2 separate regions of the Homo sapiens genome follow, and region 1 is linked to region 2. Evidence: chromatin loops called from intact Hi-C (ENCODE). Cell type or tissue: CD4-positive, alpha-beta T cell. All regions are shown on one strand. Links, peaks and the distances in the headings refer to the core of each region. The heading gives the core; the rest is flanking DNA.

Region 1 (7,101 bases), core at 2,856-5,355, 50 kb before region 2:
CACGTATTCTTGAGAGAAGGAGGCAGAGGGAGATCTACGTGCACATGGAAAAGGTGATGTAACAACAGCAGAAATTGGGGTGATGAGGCCACAAGCCAAGGAATATGGATGGCCACTAGAAGCTGGAAAAGGCAAGGATCAGATACTCCCCTAGAGCTTCCTGGGGGAACGTGGCCCTGCCCACACCTTGATTTGGGCCTAGCGAGACTGATTTCAAAATTCTGGCCGCCAGAACTGTGAGAGAATAAACTGTTGTCTTAAGCCACCAAGTTGGTGGTCATTTGTTACTGCAGCCATAGGAGACTAATCTACCCTGAGACTCCTGGGGCCCCCAGATGGATCCTCTGAGGCTGAGGGGCAAACTCTTCCATGCAGGCAAAGCCAGAAAAAGGGGAATGGAAATTTCCTTTGCACTTTCCTTGATACATTTACATTTCCCATCCCACCCTTTAAGCACCCTTTCCTGTGAAAACATGGCACCTGCCCCCTCACCGGCCTCTATCAGTCAACAATTCAACTGAATGTCGGGCAAAGCATATGACACCCCCAGTGCTTGGTTCAAACCTGTTTGAGTCACCTGTCACTTTCTACCTTGAATTTTTGTCACCAATGTACATGCAGTAACTTCTATACTAGACTGTGACTCAGACGCTCACAATCACACTCAAACACAGTCTAGTGTTTTTCACAGCCTGGTATAGAAGGTACTGCCTGTACATCAGAACAGGGGAGCAGGAGCCTGATCTGATTTATTATGAAGTCTCCCAAGGCCTCCAGCGCACAGTATCAGGCACACAGGAAACAATCAATGATTAATGTGTGCTTCCTCCATCCTATGAGAAATATTACTTAGGTCTCTTTATGACGAGTGGCCAAAAAGCACAAAGCCGAATCTGATGCTTATTAATAGTAATCCCATACTTGCTGTAAGCCCTGCAACAACTATCATTATCCATGTTTTGTTTTTCAATGGAGGTATAATTTACATACAGTAACATGCACACATCTTAAGTGTATAGCTTGATGAATTTTTACCTAAATATACCTCCTGGAAACCACTGACCACACAAACATCTATGTCTTTCCATCACTCTAGAAAGCTTCCTTTTTCCCTTTTCCTAGTCAATTAACCCCCATGCCCCTCACACTCCAGTGAACCACTATTCTGACTTCTACTCCCATAAACTAGGTTTGCTTGTTTGTGAACTTCATATAAATGAAATTGTACAGAATGTACTCTTGCATCTGGCTTCTTTCTCTTAACATAATGTTTTTGAGATTTATCCAGGTGATTGTATCAGTTTATTCTTTCTTTTTTTAATCTGCTGTGTATTATTCCATTGTAAGAATATGCCATAATTTGTTTATCCATTCTTCTATTGATGGACATTTGGATCATTTCCAGTTTGGGCATATTGTGAATAAAGCTGCTATGAATACTGGTGTATTTTATGGACCTGTGCTTTCACTCCTCCTGGCTATGTACTTAGGAGTAAAATTGCTGGGCTGTAGAGAAGGCATCTGTTTAACTTAATAGAAGTTAGTATCACTATTTTTGATTTGGATATGAGAAAAAAAGGGTTTTTTTAGAAAAAAAAAATGAAACAGTTACAATCTTTCTTCACTTATTTTCCCAATTCCATTCATTGTATTAATTTTTTAAAGAGTAGAGTATCTCTTTCCTGTGCCACAGGCATGGTTAATTGAATCAGCAGTACAGAAAGTTAGAGGGTCACGAGGTACGAAGAATCCAGCAAACTCACATCTGCGTAAATACACTCTCACATCATTTTATATGCATTCACACCAACCCATATCTTTAAAAGTGGACTTTCCTGACACTGGGGTTGACCACAGTGCTGACACAGACAGAATTCCTATGAAAGCAAATATTTTAAGAGGAAAATTTCCCCTGTAATGAAAACTTGATTGAAATGACAGTTGCAGGCAGTGAAAAGCATGTGGAATATGTAGAACGAGCAAAATCAGATCTTTCTGTGGTGTCCTTTCTGAGTATCCAAGAAGTCTCATTCCCCTGCCAAATGCACAACTCTCCTAAGGCCTGAGCACAAAGAGAACTGCCTGGTCTTCCCAGCTGCCAGCTCCCTTCCAAAGTGAATTCCTGAGTCCCAGCTGCTCCCCACTGGAGTGCCACTGAATTCTACAAAATCCTGACCAGCTATGCAAAAGCAAATAAACAGGGGCAAGTATTTTAAGACCCTATAGTGTCACAACACTGAAGGCTGGTATGCTAAAAGGAAGAACAGAAATGTCCAAGCTTGTTTCTCTACAAGGTATATTTTACAACAGCCATTACTCATCACAAGTAAAATTCGTTTCACCCAAATAGGCATTTCATACAATTTTTCTAATGATACACAGTGCTTGTTTTCAGATTACCTAAAGTCCCAACCCTTCTGCTATCTCAAACTTTGACCTTTGTCTGTGAGATGCATCTAGTGCCTCATTAAATGGCAGCTTGATACAATTATATATTCCTTGGTCCTTTCTTACAGAATCTGAGATGACACCCCGGGATTGCCACGGGAAAAATTGCCATGTCTGTGTGATATCAAATAGTCTGATCAAGTCAGCAAATAAGAAATGTCAATCACTCAGGTTTTGTCGTTGGCACAAGGAAATCAAAACAATGGGGTGATTCAATATCTTTCCCTTTCTTTTCTTATTTTTTTTTTTGGTTTGTTTTTAAACATTTATTTTTTCCACTGCTCTCTTGTTGTGTTGATAGTCATTTTCTGAACAAAAACAGAACACTTTCTACTTGATTTTCTTTGCCATTTTTTGAGAGACTATCGAATGTACTTGTCCTGAAACTGTTTTCAGAGCAGAATTTAGCTTTCTCAGTGGGACTGGTAATGCAATGGGAATTAGCCCTACATTTTCCACATTGATTTCCTGCAGCTCAACTTCCATATGAGTTGTTTTAATGTATAACTTATTGGATCTGTCATGATTTGGAGTTAATTTCTTTCTTATTCTAAAGAGCACACAGGATTGCTTAGGGAGAAATGACCATGGACTGGCAGAGGCTTCCTTATTAGGAAGTCAATGTATCTGCCACTGAAACCCCACATCATGGACCTCGGAAGCCTCCATCATGGTGGGGGATTTGGTTCTCTGCTCCGCATATTTTTTTTTTTTTTTTTTTTTTTTTTTGAGATGGAGTTTCACTCTGTCACCCAGGCTGGAGTGCAGTGGCGTGATCTCGGCTCACTGTATCCTCCACCTCCTGGGTTTAAGCAATTCTCTGCCTCAGCCTCCCGAGTAGCTGAGATTACAGGCGTCCACCACCACACCAGGCTATTTTTTTTTTTTGTATTTTTAGTAGAGATGGGGTTTCAGCATCTTGGCCAGGCTGATCTTGAACTCCTGACCTCATGATCTACCCGCCTTGGCCTCCCAAAGTACTGGGATTACAGGCATGAGCCACCACGCCCGGCCTCCTCTGTATATTTTTTATGGAATCACTTCTTTCTTATTTTAGTTCCACTAGCACAAGTAAGTTTTGATTTGGGAAATGGTGAACATATTACTGCACATGTTTTGTGGGCCCACAGACTCTATCATAGACTTTTTGTTGTTGTTGTTGTTGTTAATGTCCGATTTAATGATATAAAATTTACCTACAGTATAATTTAACCCTTTTATGAATACAATTCTATGAGTTTTGTAAAACAAATGTAGAGATGTAACTACCACCACAACTAAGATATTGAGTATATCACCCCACAAAGTTCCACTTTGCTTCTTTGAAGTCAGTCTCCTCCCACCAATCCCCAGTTCCTGGAAACTACTGATCTGTTTTGTGTACCTATAGCTTTGTTTTTTCCAGAATGTTGTATTAATGGAACCATATAAAATGTGGCCTTTTGTCTCTCACTGTTTTCACTCAGCATGACGCTTCTGAGATTCATTTATGTTGTGCATATCAGTACTTGTTTCTTTTTATATCTGAGCAGTATTCCATTACATGGATATACCAAAGTTTGTTTATACATTTACCTATTAATAGAGCATTTGGATTGTTTCTAGTTTGGGGCAATTATGAACAGTGCTGCTATGAACTTTCTCTTAGAAGTACTTGCGTAGACAAGCATTTCCATTCTATTAGTAAATTACCTAGGAGTAGAAATGCTGAGTTGTATGCTGTGTTAAAAGAAACTCCCATACAGTTTTCCAAAGTGGCAGTATCATTTTGCATTTCCACTAGTATTTGATAAGATTTCCAATTGCTTTGCATCCTTGGCAGTATTGTCAGTTTTTTTTTTTGTTTTTTTGTTTTTTGTTTTTTTTTTTATTATAAGCCAGGCATAGCCCCAGTTACTTGGGAGGCTGAGGCAGGAGGCTCGCTTGAACCCAGGAGTTTGAGGTTGCAGTGAGCTAGGATCACTCCACTGTACTCCAGCATGGGCAACAGAGTGAAACCCCATATCTAGAAAATATTTAAAAATAGTTAAGTAAAAACTGTAGACATTCTCTTGGGTTTTCAGTGGCATTGCATTGTGCTTTTAGTTTGCATTGCCCTAATGACTAATTATATTGAACATTGCCCTAATGACTAATGATATTGAACATTCATGAGCTTCATGAGTGTATTTGCCATCTGTTTCTCGTGTGTAATCAAATCTTTTGATCATTTTTTAATTGAGTTGTTTGTTTTGTTTGATTATTGGAATGTGACAGTTCTTTAGATATTTCTCGATATGAGTTTTTAAAATCAGATACATGATTTGCAAATATTTTATCCAAACTCTTGACTAGCTTTTTTATTCTCTTACCAGTGTCCTATTATACACTCTCATTTGCAGTGAATTGGGGTTGTTTCTTGCCTTCACCCCTGTCATCTTGGACAGCAGGGTAAGGAGATAGGTGGTGCCATTGGCTTCTGGTCCAATGCATAACACTCTGGCTTAAGGTCTATTATGGGTTGAATGTTTTGTGTTTACCCCTAATTTACATGATGAAATCCTAACCCCCCAATGAGATGGTATTAAGAGATGGGGCCTTTAGGACATAATTAGGTCATGAGAGCTTGTTCTTGCTCTCTGCTCTCCATTATGTGAGGATACAATGAGAAGATAGACATCTGCAAACCAAGAGGTGGGCCCCCACCAGACACTGGATTTGCCAGCACCTTGATCTTGGACTTCCCAGCCTCCAGAACCATGAGAAATAAATGTTTACTGTTCAAGCCACCCAGTCTCTGGTACTTTGTTATAGCAGCTCATGCTGACTAAGACAAGGTCAGTCTCCAGAGAGAAGAATATTGACCTAAACATTGGATTCTTCACTTCTCTAACTGCAGAGTACATAGAATAATTGGGAAAGTTTGATTAGTATGCAGATTTCCAAGCTCCACTTCCAGAAATGTTTATTCAGTACCTGTGAAGTGAGACCTAGATTGTTGCGATATTTAATAAGCAGCCAGATTATCCTGATATAGGTGGCTCTGGGATGAGACTTTGAGAAATCCTGAATATCTAAAGCCACTCATGATGCTTCATGTCTGGTGTGGTAAAGATGCGAAGTCTATGTCCAGGCCTAAACAAGATGGTGAGGTGTAAGTCAGAGCAGGGGATGTTGCCACACAATTAGACAAAAAGAGAAGAATCACCAAGAATGCAGGGATTTTAGGGCATTTATACTGAACATTCAGCCTGTTCCCTCATCCATCACTCTGCTATCATAGGCATGTCGTAATAAAAGTGGCTTTCATGTGTGATATTTTATTTGAATATAAACTGGAGGGGAAAGGTTGTTGACAAATAAATAAATTTTGGCACACTAAAAAATATCAATCAGGCTGCTGTGGAGGTTCATGCCTATAATCCCAGAACTTTGGGAGGCCAAGGTGGGAGGATCACTTGAGGCCAAAAGTTCAAGACCAGCCTGGGTAACATAGCAAGACCTCATCTCTATTTAAAAAAAAAAAAAATCAATTCTTAACCTTGATCCTGAATAAGAATATTGTCTCCTTATGTCATACATTACTGGGCTGCCAGCTATGGTGCTGTGATGGATTCTGGTTCATATTTTTAGGTCCACTGTTCTTACAGGAAGTCATCATGACCTTTTTCAACAGGGATGTGTGGAAGCTCTTTGGTCTTACAGTAATACTTTTCTAGACAAAAGTAGAACTTGTCCTGCTTATTTTCAAAAAAATTCATGAAGGATATTGGAGTATGAATCATTATTGTGTTTTAGAGAAAAGGAAACACAGACAGTAGCAACAAAACACCCAACTTCTATGTAAGGGCAAAGGGAATTTTTCCCTTCCCCTCTGAAGGTTTGAGTCTGCTGAAATAAACTGATAAAGAGGAGAAAGGGCATACAAGTTTATTAATGTGTAAGTGTGTATGGGAGCCATACAAAATATGATACTAAAAGAAGGGCCAGATGGGTGAAGCTTAAATAGCACATTCTTCACAGAAGGGAGAGAAATAGAGGAATGTAGGCAATTTTGAGGTGTAATGAATGATTTTCAGGGGAAATGAATAAGCCCATAGAAGAGACAATAGCCTGGGACAAAATTTCTCTGAGCTCTGGAGAGGTGGCTGACAAATTTCAAGAAAGTGAGGGGTAGAACTTCACTATGAACAAAGGTTGTCTTATTATGTAAGTAAAATCTTCCAGGTAATCTCTTGGACCTTGCCTCAGAAGAATAGAAGTCTGCCTGGGCATGGAGGTGACTTTTAGTCTTTTCTCCTCTTTGGTGGCCAATCTTTCCTGGTTATTTGATGAGATTCATAGATAAGGGGTTTTAAGAAAATTGAATCTCTTTTCCAAGAAGTTTTCTTCCCACAGATAAAGGAACTCCCAGAGAGAGCCCCTTCATGCACTTTAGGGGTAGAAACAAGGGAAGGTTACAAAGTCCTTGGTTCTAAAGGCAGCTTTTAAGGACTTCCAATTTCCTTCACTTCAAAAGTGCTCAGCATGCCACAGCTGATACTTTGGGGTATCATTCTCTGAGCCCCAACCTCTATAAAATCCAGGCATCCAGATATTTGGACTATGTAATACCAAACAAACCAGTTGATCTGTTTTTCCTGAATTGGACAAACTATTCTGACATTGCATAAG
Region 2 (7,101 bases), core at 2,009-4,508:
CATCACCATCACTTGGGAACTTGATAGAAATACAAATTCCTAGACCCCAACCTAGATTTACTGAATCAGAAACTCTCAGGCGGTGGGGAGGAAAAGCAATCTGTGTTTTATTTAATAAGCTTTCTGGTTTGAGAACCACTGATGTATGGTATTTTATCATATATGTCTTAGCTCTGACTACTATAACAAAATACTACAGACTGGGTGGTTTGAACAACAAATACTTATTTCTCACAATTCTGGAGGCTGGGAAGTCCAAAATCAAGGTTCCTGGTGAGGGCACTCTCCTGGCTTGCAGATGTTTCTTGCTGTATCTTCCCACCTCATATGACAAAGAGGAAGAGAGGGAGATGAGGGCTCCACCCTCATTACATCATCTAAACCTAGTTACTTCCCAAAGGCCCCCACTTCTGAATACTATCACATTGGGGGTTAGGGCTTTAACATATGAATGTGGGGGGAACAAAAACAGGCCACTGAGCAGCCCCTAAACAATATTTTTTCTTATAAAAATTGTGGTCATAAACATCCTTATAACCAAACCTTTGGGCATATCTACAATTATTTCTCTAGGATAGATGTAAGAGATATAATTGCTAGGTCAAAGAGTATGGACAATTGTAAACACCCATGATCTTTTTTGCTACAAGATTACAAGGTCAGTGCAAGGTGGACTGTGGTCTGGAACTAATAGCATCTCATTCCAAAACTTCCTGATGCCCTTGCGCAGGTGACCTCATCAAAGATATGAATATTTCACAGCAGAATTTGGAGCAGGCTGTGGATATCCAGATGCCTGTGCAGGAAACCATTAGGTCATAAGGAAGGTTTTGAGGCTGAAGAAAATGAAGGAGAAAGATAAGATGAAAATCAGAGAGAGCACCCCATAAATAAGCAATAAGCCAAGGAAGTTATAGCAAATTCAGCTCACTTGAGGATCAACTGTGATTAAATTTAAATGCAAGGAAAACCTAAAGCAAAATTTAAACCCCACAATGATGAGGAATTTCATATTAGTGCTTGCATTAAAATTCCTTACTACATACAGATCAGGAAATTATTAAAACACAACATTCCAAACATTGTAAATGTTTCCAGAGACATTTGAGTCATTTTATAAAAATAGACTTTTTTTTTCTTATTACTAAGAGTGGGTATCAAAAGTTAGAAATGGAAACCAGAAACCCCACTCCAGGGTTGGTGATACATGACAAGGGACTTACATGTTTCTTGAGCAAGCCCCTGTTCAGATGAGGGTCATTGTTTGAGGCTCAAATGCCAAAGCAAATGAGAGACAGAACAAAACCAAATTGATCACAAGCTTGTGCCCAGCAGATATTAAGAGCTAGACTGTGGTCTCTCGTAGATACCGCTTCTGACCTGTAAAAAGTGCTGTTGTCCCACAGAACAAAGTTCTATTCACAACTATGTTGCTTCCAGGTGCATGACCTTGGGCCAGATCACTCTCTTAGCCCCCATGTCCTCATTCATAAAGTGAGAACACAGATATCTGCCCTTGTTTATCTCCCAGGATTATGGCGGGCATGAAATAGTAGCTCTGAAAATGCTTCATAAAGAATGGCATAGTGGGCCAGGCATGGTGGCTCACACCTGTAATCGCAGCACTTTGGGAGGCCGAGGCGGGTGGATCATGAGGTCAGGAGATCGAGACCATCCTGGCTAACATGGTGAAACCCCGTCTCTACTAAAAATACAAAAAATTAGCTGGGCGCGGTGGCGGGCGCCTGTAGTCCCAGCTACTCAGGAGGCTGAGGTAGGAGAATGGCATGAACCTGGGAGGCGGAGCTTGCAGTGAGCCAAGATCGCACCACTGCACTCCAGCCTGGGCAACAGAGTGAGACTCTGTCTAAAAAAAAAAAAAAAAAAAAAAAAAAAAGAATGGCATAGTGGTAGGTACTGCCATTGTAAAAAGTGGACTTGGCAAGGCAGTGCTGAGGCTGAGAGATGGGTTTTAGTCTCAATTGTGCCACTAGCTAATTTGTGGCTTTGGGTAAGCAACTAAAGTAGATCCTGGTGGTGCCCCCTACTCACCTTCTCTTTATTGGGCTCCTCCCCCAAATGCTAGGTGCTCACAGCTGTCCCCTTCTCCAGAGAATTGCTTCTGGCCAAAGACAGTTGCCTTGTTTCCTCCCTACCTCCCTGCAGCCCACAGCTGGGGGGATGCTGAAAGCAGGCCCTCCTGCCTCAAGACATGACTCTACAGTGCTTTTTATACACCAGAGCTCCCCATGCTGATCACACGCTCACAGTTCCAGAGGCTGGGAAGTCCAAAAGCAAAGTTGAAACTAAGCTTAGCCCCTGCCCTTGGCTTGCTCCTTCCCCTGCTCTACTGGCTTCCTTGCTCCTTTTCTCCTGAGAATATCCAGCGTGTCAACTCAATAATTCTCATGCACCTAAATCCTGATATCAGGGTCTGCTTCTAGAAAACCCAATGTAAGACATTACACTTTCTTAGCTTCCTTCTGCTTATTTCTATGGTTTTGCTTCAGAGCAATTCCTCAACTCAAAGAGTTTGAAAGTTCTGGTCACCATTGTGCTCTGTGATTCTTATACCAAGACATGCATCATCAGTCTCCTGGTTAAACACTCATTTTTATACCAAATATTGCTCTTTAAAATGACCTTGGTGCTTCTCATGTTACTTGCATCTTGATTACATTCTACTTTTCATACAAAATGGCCCCAAGAAATGACTGGAAAATGACTCTCTATAGGTTATGGGGATTCAGTCAGGATGGTGGAAGAAATTGTAAAATTATAAGGAAATAAACACAAACCCTCTTGGAATGCCTGGGGGTTTGCATAGCATTTGGCTGAAGGCAGCTGAATTCTCTTAAAAGCTTAGGGCATAGATACAAAGAAATGTAAAGTAGTTTATCTAAATAGCTTGTTTACTCATGTGGTCCTAAGACCAACCTTTGATCAACTGCGGGTGCATAATTGCTCTCTACTGGGGAGGGGGGTTGGCAACCAGGTCAATTACCCTTTAGTGGTGTTTACTCAAGACCTTTGTCATTTAATCTGTACTGAATAAATGCGAGCTTCACTGGCTGAACAGGGCCATGGTTGCTACTCTTTACTGTACCTTCCGTTGTGTCTGTGAGGGGCCTGGACCCTTAGGTGGACTGACAGGCAGAATACCTGTGTCAATGTATGTTATTCTTCCATCATTGGGTCAGGGTCTGTGGGACAGACCCTGCAATAGGTGAAACACAAGTACAAATGCTCCTCAATTTACAATGGGATTACATCCCAATAAAATCACTGTAAATTTAAAATATTGTAAGTTGATAATGCATTTAATACACTGAACCTAAATATTATATTATTATGACAAAAGCAGCTATAATCTACTTAACAAAAATCCTTAATACAATTTATTAACTATAGTCCTTATGTTGTACATTAGATCTCTAGCCTTGTTCATCCTACCTAACTGCTATTATTCAGCCATTAAAAAAACAGATCCTGCCATTTGCCACAAGATGTATGGACCTGGAGGACATTTTGCTAAATGAAATAAGCCAGGCACAGAAAAATAAATACTGCATGATCTCACTTATGTGTGCAATCTATAAAAAGCAACAAAGGTCAAATATACAGAGTTAGAGAATAAAACAGCTGTTGGTAAAGGGAGGTAGGAGAGGAAATGGGGGAGTTTTAGTTCAATGGATATAAAGTAACAAGACTAGATTCTCTGATTCTGGGTCAACCCTGTTTCTACTGACTCTAATTGACTCTGTACAGGAGTGAGGCATATACTGGCTGTATTCTGTGGCTATAGAATAAACTAGATAGAAAAGAGAGACAATCAAAGTCACAAGAAAAATCTAGGGATGACATGGTGGAAGTCTAGAATATGGTTGCTGTGAAGCTATTAAACATCTATATTTGAGGCACCATTTTCTGATCAGTGAGCAAACCAATTCTACAATCCAGGGATTCTACTGTATATTTCTTTGGCGGGGTGGGGGAAGAAATGCACTATGTGTTCAACACTGTGCTAAGTGCTGTGAGTAGCTAAAGTATATGAATATGACCTCAAAGAACTTACACTTTTCTTGGAAAGAAGTTTTGTGAAACAACTGTAGTTACTAGGAAGAATTCCCCCAATAGCCACGCCATCAGCTGCATGATCATATCATTCACAGTAGTATAGAAGACACTTAAGGAAGTTTAGTCCTATTGCAAGGATGGGGGCAAGGAGGGAGCTTGTCAGTTGGCCCAAGTTAAGTAAACTCTTGGAAGAATTTTTAAATTATACATTACAGATGCTTACCAGGCACATTATGCCCATGTTATGTGTGCCTGTCAGTGAAAACATGCTGAGCTTTTTTCCTGAAGAAATAGGAGCTTCTTGTCTGTTACATCTGTTCAAGCAAATGCTCTAAGATCAAGCAGGCAACCCAAAGTGAAATATCTGAATAATTGGTGAAAGTAGCTCTAAGTAGGATCAGCTATGGAGGTCTGTATCTGTGCTGTAAGATGTCTGGTTTATGAAGTAACCAGAGGGAATGGATCAACTCCTTCACTCCATTCCACCAAGTGAATATTCTATGAACAATTGTTCTACCAGGTCCTCCATGAAATGGCATCTAAGGACATATTTTTTGCTAAGACATCAGTACATTGGATTTCATTCCTTAGGAATTTATGCCCCAAGATTTTTATTTTAAATGCCTCTGTTATTATTTAGACTTAGTTCTGGGGGAAAATAAAAAGAATACAGGAATAGATATTGGCAGACTAGCACTTACACTGTCTGGAACTTTTTGTGAAGTTTCCTCGGGCCTCTCCCAAGCATCTCTGTGCAAAAGTCACTTTTCTTTTCCTATTGTATCTCCCTCCCTCACTTCTTTAGGTGATAAATAAATGCAGTGAGTGGTTAATAAATATTACCTAAGATGAGTTGGGTCATGGTTCCCATAACCATCACCATAGCTTGCTGATTCCTGCCCCAGAGCTTGTTACTGCTCATTCTGACCCAAGCAGAATGCCAGTGTCCTCCTCTAGCTTACTCCAAATCCCACTCACTATAAGAGCCCAGTCCCAGGCTCATGTTCCAGAAGCATCATGAGACCTAGAGCTAGACAGAAGGGTCTAGACTGTAGAGGATCCCTGGTTCACTACATATGAAGTGGGGCCCTGGTATTTATTAAATATTTTCCAGGTGATTCTGATGACCAGCCAGAGTTGGTAATGACTAGTTTAGTTTTTCCTCAGTGGTTCTCAGTGTGTGATGAGCCATCACCTTCACTGGGAACTTGTTAGAGATGGAAAATTTCAGGTCTCCACCTTAGACCTACTGAATCAGAAACTCTAGGAATGGGGACCAGCAATCTGAGTATTCGCAAGTCCCAGGGGCTTCAAGTCTGTGAACTACTGGTTCGTTTCCGAGGTGCTGTCTCTCCAGCCCTAGGGGAGTCTATGTTTTAAATGTTCCACAGACATTTGTGATGCCAGCTCAGTCTGGGGAAGCACTTAGCAAAGAAAGCCAAGACCCAGGAAGTTACACGGCATGGCCAAGTTCATAGTCATGTAGTGACCTAACCAAGGACTAGACACCCTGACTCCTGATTCTCACTTAGAACTCAGGCCTACTCTGTGCTTTCAGCCTGTGAGGAGTCCAGCTTCTGAGAGCTTTTCCATCTCTAAACTCTCATTAATATTTACTATGCTCTTTATCATTCCTTTGAGCTCCAAACCAAGTTCTGCCTTGCCTTTCTCATTAACTTTTCTTGAGATTCAAGCTGGGGCAGGGTGTGGCCTCCTAGTACAAGGCATGCTGTCAATGTTTGTCTTCTATGAGCTCTTTGAGCAAAGCAGCTATCCCAACTCCCACTTTCCCACCCTGCTCCCGTCCTTATCACAGCAGTGAGCAGTTTGTTTGCCTATCTTTCCCCCTCTAGTTGAGAACAGAAGGCTTACTTAATATTAACAGAATGAATTGAATACACCTGTCTGTCAGTCTGCTTTAATTATAATTTTTCTTTAATATTTTGAGTATAATATTTATATTTAAAAAGTTTTTATGTGACATCATGACAACTGTGACTTGTAAATATTTTTTGGAGAGAGTTTTTTCTTAAAATTCTTTTTTTACTTTTAAATTTATTTACTTAAATTGACAAATAAAATCGTATATATTTATCATTTACAACACGTTGTTTTAAAATATGTATATATCATGGAATGGCTAAGTCGAGACAATTAATATTTATTACCTCACATTCTTATAATTTTTTTTTGTGGTGAAAACACTTAAATCTACTCTCTTAGCACTTTTCAAGAATATGGCAAGGCACAGTGGCTCATGCCTGTAATCCCAGCACTTCAGGAGGCCAAGGCAAGGAGGATCACTTGGACTCAGGAATTTGAGACCAGCCTGAGCAACACAGCAAGACCTTGTCTCTATCATAATATATAAAATTTTTAAAAGAAGAATATGGGAATTTCAAAAATTGAAGTAAAATTTACATAACACAAAATTAACCACTTTAAAGTATACAATTCAGTGACTTTCAGCATATTCTTTTAGCACTTTTGGCACATAATGAAAAGTTCCAGAACTTTTTCATTGCCCCAAAAGGAAGCACCATTTTCCTTAGTGGTCATTCCTCACTGCCCTCTACCTCCAGCCTCTGGCCATCAACAATCTGCTTTCTCTTTCCATGGATTTGCTTTTTCTGGACATTTCCTATAAATGGAATCGTACAATGTGTGGCCTTTTGTGTCTGGCTTCTTTCACTTAGCATAATTCTTTCAGGTTAATTTGTGCTACAGTGTTTATCAGTACTGCTTTACTTTTTATGGCTGAATAATTTTCCATTGTATGGATAGACCATATTTTGTTTATCCATTCATCCACTGATAAATATTTGGGTTGTTTCTACCTCTTGGCTATGGTGAATGGTGCTACTATGCACATGCATGTACAAGTATTTGTTTCTGTCCCTACTTTCAATTCTTTTGGTAGCCTACACAATTTTAAACATAGGGTGGATACATGTTTTGGTGGGTAATAAGGGACAGTAGGCACCTATTTCACCAGAGGGGTGGCCCCCAAATGGACAATACAGT

Evidence for each region. Hi-C counts contacts between places; a loop is a spot of excess contacts. Peaks named below come from ENCODE experiments on the same cell type or tissue, not always from the same donor. Only the 100,000 strongest peaks of a DNase experiment are listed, where the experiment ranks them.
Region 1: a loop joins it to region 2, with 2.5 times the contacts of the local background. A loop is called at or near these places in 7 of 110 quality-filtered maps.

Annotation. Positions count from the first base shown.
Region 1 is chrX:13,093,127-13,100,227 of GRCh38, forward strand. LOC105373133 (a long non-coding RNA gene) reads left to right here. Exons shown (of 4, transcript NR_171577.1): 4 at 2,517-2,669. Among named protein-coding and RNA genes, the nearest start is that of FAM9C, 52 kb to the left of the region's middle. In CD4-positive, alpha-beta T cell, for the core only: no CTCF peak of the experiment used is centred there; no DNase peak of the experiment used is centred there; H3K27ac peaks cover 783 bases.
Region 2 is chrX:13,144,340-13,151,440 of GRCh38, forward strand. No RefSeq gene overlaps it. Among named protein-coding and RNA genes, the nearest start is that of FAM9C, 100 kb to the left of the region's middle. In CD4-positive, alpha-beta T cell, for the core only: no CTCF peak of the experiment used is centred there; no DNase peak of the experiment used is centred there.